3 separate regions of the Mus musculus genome follow, and all the other regions are linked to region 3. Evidence: chromatin loops called from intact Hi-C (ENCODE). Cell type or tissue: heart. All regions are shown on one strand.

Region 1 (2,500 bases), 52 kb after region 3:
CTCACAGAAATTGTGTTTCTGCTTTATTTATTTAAGACAAGCTCTTACTGTGTTTCTCAGTCTCACCTGTATTACGATGCTGCACACTTGCTTCAGCCTCCCAAACACTGGGGACTCTGGGTGCATACCACACCCAGCTCAAGCTTTTAAACTTGCACCTATGTCAAACCCCTTCTCCAAGTCCTGGCTTTAATATATTATGGAAACATTTTCATATGCACTTTTGCGTTCATTTTAACATTTGAAAGGTTTTTTGTACTTCAACAGAGATGTTGGTCACATCTGTCTTACTAAATATTTGCCCCCCCCCCCAAAGCCAACAGATAATAGCAGCAAGTCGAGAAAGCTCACCTCTTCATACAGTCCCAGAAGGCACCTGTAAGCCTGAGGCTCTGAGCAGGCTAAAAAGATGCTGCTTTACTGAAATGAGATAACAGCTTAATAGGAACTAAAGGCACCCTGTGGTGGTCCACTCCTGTGCTTTACTTGTTTGATGGTCGGGGAGGGGGTGACTGTATGTGCTAGTGCTTATTAATTTGTGATCCAAATCTGACGAACGTCTGGTATATTCCTTAAGCCATGGGGGTCTCATCGGATTCTAGGAAAGACAGCCATAAATAGTGAGAGACTAACAACCCAACTTTAAAGTGATACACTGATTTTGTAGCTTCCTTCTTGCTGGAGAAGAAATTCAAGTTCGCAGGACACAGTGTGACCTTCAGTTGTGGGCACTCAAGTGCACGTTCCTGGCTGGCCAAGCAGCAGGGGCTCGATGCGGACGCCTGGGCTAACACCTGGGCGGCATTTTCACACCTGCCACTGGCAGCTTTGGTTTCTGGGCGTCCGCACAGTGGCTGCTTCCCATTCATGCTCCAGCTACTGTGCAGCCTCCCGCGAGCCCAGAGCGAATTGCTGGTGCCCGGGGCTCCGGAGGGAGGGCCTGGGCGACGCTTTCGTTACTGCGCCGGGGCCGACCGGCAGGCTCTTCCATAGGTGGCTGCGTTTCCGACTTCGCCCTGGCTCCACTCCGGGGGCTTGACGTGCAAACTTCGCCGGAGCGAGCAGAGAGGGAGGGACCGGCGAGGGGGAGGAGGCGACAGGAGGCGCCTCCGCTTAAGGGAGCCGGCCGGGCGCCGCCGCTCGGACGGACGCGCGGACGGAAGGAAGGAGCGGGGCTGCCGGCTGGGCCGGGATGCGAGCGCCCGCAGGGTGGGCAGCCGCGGGCCGGGGCGCAGGCAGGCCTGAGGTCGCGGCAGTTCGGCTCCGGGCGCTGGCCTCCCGAGCCGGGCCCGGCAGGGCGGCCAGCGCCGCAGTGGCAGCCGCAGCCGGCGCCCTACGAGGGCCGCGGGAGGCGAAAGCGAAAGCCGGTGGCGCCGCGGACTTTGCGCCCGGGCGGGGAGGCGGGCGGCGGCAGGGGCCGGGGGCTGACAGCACCGCGGGCCTGCGGGCCGCGCACGCCGCCGGAACTCCGCGGAGCCTCCTTAAAAGCGGCCCCCGCGCCACTCTTTTCCCCCTTTTTGTTACATTGTAGGAGCGGAAAGAATGTCGGAGCGGGCCGCGGATGACGTCAGGGGGGAGCCGCGCCGCGCGGCGGGCGGAGCAGCGGCCGCCCGGCAGCAGCAGCAGCAGCCACAGCCTCTGCAGCCCCAGCGGCAGCACCCGCCGCTGCGGCGCCCACGGGCGGAGGACGGCGGCACCGGGGACACCACCACCTCGGCCGCCGCCATGGCGACGGTTGGGGAGCGCAGGCCCTTGCCCAGTCCCGAAGCGATGCTGGGACAGTCGTGGAATCTGTGGGTGGAAGCTTCCAAACTTCCTGGGAAGGATGGTGAGTGTCCACGCCTCCTGGTTCCCCCCGCCCCCCCGCCCCCCTCCTCTGGCCCCGATCCCCTCCCCCGCGCCGTGTCCTGTGGCCGCCCCCACGGGGGTCAGAGATGCTATCTTCTGCTGGGTGCCCACACCTACCCGGAGCGTGCGTGAGCGTGCGTCACACTCCTAGCCACTGACCTGCCTCTCCCCTCCTCCTGTGTGTGTATATCTCCTAGGGACCGAATTGGATGAAAGTTTCAAGGAGTTTGGGAAAAACCGCGAAGTCATGGGGCTCTGCCGGGAAGGTGAGTCCAGCCCCCCTGGTGGAGTTTGTACCCAACCTTGGGGAAGTTTTCTTGTTGCTTCAGCCCACCTTCCCTGCTTGCCACATTGAGGTCTCTGCTGAAGAGGATGGAAGAGGGTGGGTAGAACATTTAGGAAGAAATCTCATTTCTAGGGGCTCTCTGTAATGGGCAGCAACCTGGATCCCTTCTGGAAAGGGCAATTCAAAGTGATGGGCATAGGAAGCAGGCAGGGAGTTTAACATATATCTCTTTAGTTATGGACAACACCTGGAAAGAAAGAGTTCTAAGCATTGGAAAGTAGTGCCTTTCTGGGGAAAGAAAGAGTTCTAAGCTTTGGAAAGTAGTGCCTTTCTGGGGATGCTGTAGAGCAGGAGCCTTGACCAAAC
Region 2 (2,500 bases), 140 kb after region 3:
CTTAAGACAACAAAACAAACAAACAAACCAACAAACCAACCTTAGGATGCGTCTCCTCTTGAGCAGTTCCAGGCATTCTGGTTAACTCGCACCCCTTTCTATTTTCAAGAGAGTTAGGGGAGAAGATTAGTGCCGGCGTGGCTGGAGCTTGACGCCTGTTCCGAGTGCATACTTAGAAGACAGTATCGTGCTTCCCATGAGCGGGAGGTGGCTAACTGGGTTCAGAGTAGTCGTGACTTCTTGTGCTGTGTCTTGTCTGTTCCTGGCTTTCCATTGGCTCCTTCTGACTGTCAGTCACACAGTTCTGTGTTCCAGCCTCTTTTGCACCACTTCCAGCTCATCTCTCATCCTGTTATTTCATCCATCAGGATATCTTCTCTCCTTGCTTACGAACAGGAATTGCAGAAGCAGCACCCCAGAGCCCTGACTTAAAAAGTGAGGCTCTCTTTTATGTTATTTTCCCTTTTCCTCATCCTCAGAATTTAACTGCTTAGGGATTTTTCAGAAAATAAGAAGGCACTTCCTATTGTAATTTACTTTTTTTAGTATTTATGTGAATTGATAATGTCAGAATTACTGGGGGAGATAGCTACTTATTTTCAAACTGGCTGCTTGTGTTGGCCTTATTGCAAATATGAACTTTGCTCTTAGTGTGTTTTGTAGTTACTCATAGTTATGATTCATGTAGCAGAAGTACAAACACAGCAAGAAACAATATACTCATCCCTCAGAACTGCCTCTGAGTGTAGTATCCTCCCAGGAGAGGGGGCAGCATTGTACCCCACCTTCATGTAGACCGTTACACTTGTGTTCACCTTACTTCTCCTCACAGGTAACTGATGGGAATGCTGAAGGTTGAGGTGGTCGTTCTAGACAGCAGGGACTAACAGTGCTTAGGGAGGGTGGGCATGGGTATTGTCCCACGGGTATGTAGCAGCTCTTTCCTGTCTTGTCGCCAGTTTAAAGAGAAATTGCAGAGCTGCGCTCACATGTGAATTTTCTCTTTACCACCCCCACCCCCCCATTTTAAAAGTCAGCTACAGCTTACGTACCTGTTGGACAATTTGGGTCATGATCCCAAAGTGTTTTCCTTCTGCCTGTTATGATAGGGTTGGAGCTCGTCTCCAAGAAGACCAGGTGGTCTTTAAATTTAGGTTCTGAAAATCAATCTCAGCTCAAGATTACATTGTAGAAAGATTTCCTCTGTTGAGGATGTTTTTGTTTTTGTTTTTATTATTATACTTCACAAATCCTAGGAACCCTGTGGCTTCCAATCAGAGGACATATGTGAACCTTACAAGCTGTTTTTCAACTTTATCTGTCAGTGGGAGGAATCTTACAGCTGCATACAAATCTCAGAACTCATGACTTAAAAGTACTTTAAAGAATGCTATCCCTAAAACGGCATGATGGCACATGTATTAAATCCCAGCATTCTAGAGACAGAAGCAAGCAGGTCTCTCAGGGCTACACAGAGAGACCCTGTCAGAAAACAAAATAAACACTTTTTGTAGAGAAGTAGAAATCACAAGTTTGCTATCTCTTGTGGAGGATACTTGTGCTTGGATTGGCTAGTCTCTGAACAGAGAAGTGAAGTACAGAGCCCACAACATAGCAGTGTGTAGCCCCTCCCTGGCCTGCAAATCCGTTCTTGCTTGGCTTCTAGATTTTAAATTACCCCGTGGGAAGGCCAGAGTTCTCTCCCTATGCTGTAAGCAGTGCCTTGGGTTTAGACCTCCAGACCTGTGTGTTAGCACATCGAGTTTTCTGAATTAACAGCCTAGAATACCTTCAAGGACACAAGTTTAAAAAATGAAAACAAACAAAAAATTCCACCTTAGATTAGAAGGAAACCGGAGGGCTAGACCTCCACACAGCGGCCTCTTGTTGCCCGTTTGTTTTTGGTTTTGTTTTTGTTTTTTGAAAAACAAAGCTTCAGGCTGGTCCTGTAATGGCTTTCCCCGACCCCAGCAGGTCAGGGAGCTTAGGTACGGGATGATACCCTGGTGTAGAGTCGGGAGCACTGCATCCAGCCACTTACTTATGTATCTCCTCATCCCTCTGTTTTGAAAGCCAAAGGCACGACCCTGACAGCTGACAGTACCACTGGAAGGAATAATCCAGACATTTTTGAAGACAAGCTACGCCTCTGCTCAGCACTCTGGACTCCACGATGCCTTTGAGTCTCTTTTTCTAACTCCTGTGGGCCTTCAGGGTAACCTCTGGCTGTTTGACAAGGATTTCCCGAAGCTGTGTCTGTAGCAGTGAGTACAGGTAAAGAACACTGGATCACCTCAGCCACCGGATTGCTCTCAGTGTTAAAGTGGTCTGGACTGCTTGCTCCCAATCCGTGAGAAGTTTGTGTTTGTATTGTGTTTTGTTTTGTTTTTTCATTTGGAGCATATCATGGAGTCACTCTTGAAGTAGATTGGCTGGGGAGGATCATTTCTGTAGCCTTGCCTTCCTTTTTCTTTGCCATCTGTCAGTCAGGCTCCAGAAG
Region 3 (2,500 bases):
CTGCATCCCTAGTACTGGGATTAAAGGTGTGCACCACCACTGCCTGGCAAGACCTTGTCTCAAAACCAAACCAAATAACAACAAAAACCCTTTCACTGGCTTTTCCTGATCTTGGAAATTTCATGGTGTAAAGTTTTCTAAGTTCTATATGCCATCTTGAATTTCTTTCATCATTTTGGCAAGTGGTTGGTCACTTGTAATTCCAGTTTTAAAACACCTATTTACCCTTCAAAGGAAGGGGGAAAGCAAATTTGTCAAGTTTTCTAATCACCAGTAGAAAGACCACCTCAGTTCAATTCCCAGGACCCATCTGGTGGAAGTGAAGAAGTGACTTCAGCAAGTGTCCTCTGACTGCCACTCTAGTAGGGTGGCCTGCCTGGGGGAGGGAGGGAGGCAGAGACAGCTCAAAGAGAGGCAGGCAGGCGCGCGCGCGCGCACACACACACACACACACACACACACAGCCACCCTACCAATTTTTAATGTTTACAGCCACTGCAGACGTATAAGAGGAAACACCTTTACCTGCTGCTTCTGGGTATCAAACGTGTTCAGTAAAGTATTGCCTAGAAGTAAGCTAAGTACTTCCTGAATAAATTAAACTCGAATTAAAAAAAAACAAAACCAAGGTTAAAATCCCCCCTACCAAGTTCCGAGGCCTTTATTTATACCCACATCGGTATTTCCTCGGCCCGTCCTCAAATTTGGGCCGATCGTTGTTCATTTCTGGAAGTCCCCTGTTTCTCCACTGGGATCCATAGCTATTGATCAGCCCATCAAACAACATCAAGCCACCGGAACCTTTCTACCAAAGCGGGTACCTTCTCAGTTCCTGCTCCAGTTGCCTATCGTGTCAGTCCATCCTTCTCCCAAACGCGCTCTTATTTCTGCTCTCAGCCCACAGACATCTACTGTCCACCATCCATCACTCCTAATCCACTCAGGCCAACAACTCACCCGCTCCAACATGCCTTCCTTTTGTTGCCGCGGTCCAAGCCGCCGGCCTCTTCCCATGCTGGCGCCTTACCTTGTAAGTCGCCCAGATACACTTCCCGACCGGCCCTCCAGACACCCCTGTTCCTCTTAGCCGCCGTCCCCAGCTCGGGGTCCTCACTCCACCGCCCTCCGAGCTCCTGCGCTCCCTGGGGCCCGCCGCGCTGCCCGTGGGCCCGACCCAGCCCGGCCCGGGAAGCCCCCCAGGCGGCCCCCTCGGGGCACTGCATCGCCCGGGCCGAGCGAGCCGCCCTGCGCCTCTCCCCGCCGCGCACCGCCCCGGGAGCCCCCCACCCCAGACGGCCCGGATCCCGGCGCTGCCCCGCGTCCCCGCACCCGCCGAGGCCTCACCGTCAGTCACGGCTCCCATGGCGTGCGCGGCGGCGGCGGCGGCCGAGCTGAGGCGGCGGTTGGCGGCGAAGGTCAAACTCCCACAATGCAGCCGGGTAAACAGTCATGGAGGAGGAGGCGGCGGCGCCCGCCGCCCTCTCCGACTTTTGAGTCGCGCCGGCGCGCGCGCCGCGCCGCCGCGGACCCGCGCTCGCCGCTCTCCTGGGGCGCGGAGCGGCCGGCGGGTGAAGGGCGAGACGGGCGGCGGGAGGGCGGGCGGCGGCGGCTGGGCCCGGGGACACCGCCGTCCCGCCCTGCCCGCGCCCACAGGCCGCCCTGGAGGCCGCGGCCAGCCGCCAGGTGAGCTTCGGGCTGCGCGCGCTCGCGGGGCTCCGCGCCTGACGCTCCAGGTGACCTCTGTCCCGGGCTGCCCCGACCGTGCGCTCCGGTGGGACGGGGGCGCGGCCACTGCCGCCGTGGGTCTCGAACCCGTATTCTTGAGGCGGGCGCGGCAAGCCATCCTCCCTTCCTGAGCTCTGGCGGGTGCTGGCGAAGCGGGGGAAAGAAACTTGGTCACCTGTCTGGGGAGCGTCACTCAGGACCCAGGGCTCAGGTCCCTCCGGTTCTCACCTCTCATCCAGTTCTCCCTCGCTGCTGGAATCCAGATGGGGTGCCTTCATTTTCATACTAACTTTGCTTTTCAAAAACTGCTTCTTAAAGGGAAGTTGAAAGTAGGTGTTGGGGGTGGGGGTGCTGCTCATTGCAAACACATTACTTGGGGGTGCGGAGTACACATTTCTAGAACACACTGCAGGTTATAGTGTCATCTCTTCTGAAAAATGAAATAAACCACCCCCCTCCCGGGGGGGGGGGGGGAGTCGGGCAGTGAATGCGCTCGCCTTTAGTCCCAGCACTTGGAAGGCAGAGGCAGGCAGTCGAGGCCAGTCTGGTCTACAAAGTGAGTTCCAGGACAGCCAGGGCTACACAGAGAAACCCTGTCTCGAAAAACAAAAAACAAAACAAAACAAAACAAAAAAACAAAACAAAACAAAACAAAACAAAAAATCATTTTGATTCAACATTGAGGAATGTTCTCCTAGTGGAACCATGTTCCTGTTGAGAGTTGATTTGACCTCCAACAGGGTAGAGTTTGACTTTATAACCCAGGTTTTTGTTT

What was found. Peaks named below come from ENCODE experiments on the same cell type or tissue, not always from the same donor. Only the 100,000 strongest peaks of a DNase experiment are listed, where the experiment ranks them.
Region 1: a loop joins it to region 3, with 7 times the contacts of the local background. A loop is called at or near these places in 16 of 42 quality-filtered maps.
Region 2: it touches region 3 in a loop (2.6-fold over the local background); 16 of 42 quality-filtered maps call a loop at or near these places.

Annotation. Positions count from the first base shown.
Region 1 is chr14:14,011,542-14,014,041 of GRCm38, forward strand. Atxn7 (ataxin 7) reads left to right here and starts at 950. Exons shown (of 12, transcript NM_139227.4): 1 at 950-1,209; 2 at 1,532-1,828; 3 at 2,046-2,114. The coding sequence starts at 1,543. In heart, CTCF peaks have their summits at 1,010 and 1,669; DNase peaks (open chromatin) are centred at 1,070 and 1,510; H3K4me3 peaks cover 2,472 bases; H3K27ac peaks cover 1,798 bases.
Region 2 is chr14:14,101,234-14,103,733 of GRCm38, forward strand. Atxn7 (ataxin 7) reads left to right here. Exons shown (of 12, transcript NM_139227.4): 12 at 2,074-2,500. The coding sequence ends at 2,091. Among named protein-coding and RNA genes, the nearest start is that of Psmd6, 18 kb to the right of the region's middle. In heart, no CTCF peak of the experiment used is centred here; no DNase peak of the experiment used is centred here.
Region 3 is chr14:13,959,841-13,962,340 of GRCm38, forward strand. Thoc7 (THO complex 7) reads right to left here and starts at 1,473. Exons shown (of 8, transcript NM_025435.3): 1 at 1,345-1,473. The coding sequence starts at 1,363. It also overlaps a transcript of Atxn7 not described here. In heart, a CTCF peak has its summit at 1,107; DNase peaks (open chromatin) are centred at 1,161 and 1,851; H3K4me3 peaks cover 2,284 bases; H3K27ac peaks cover 1,885 bases.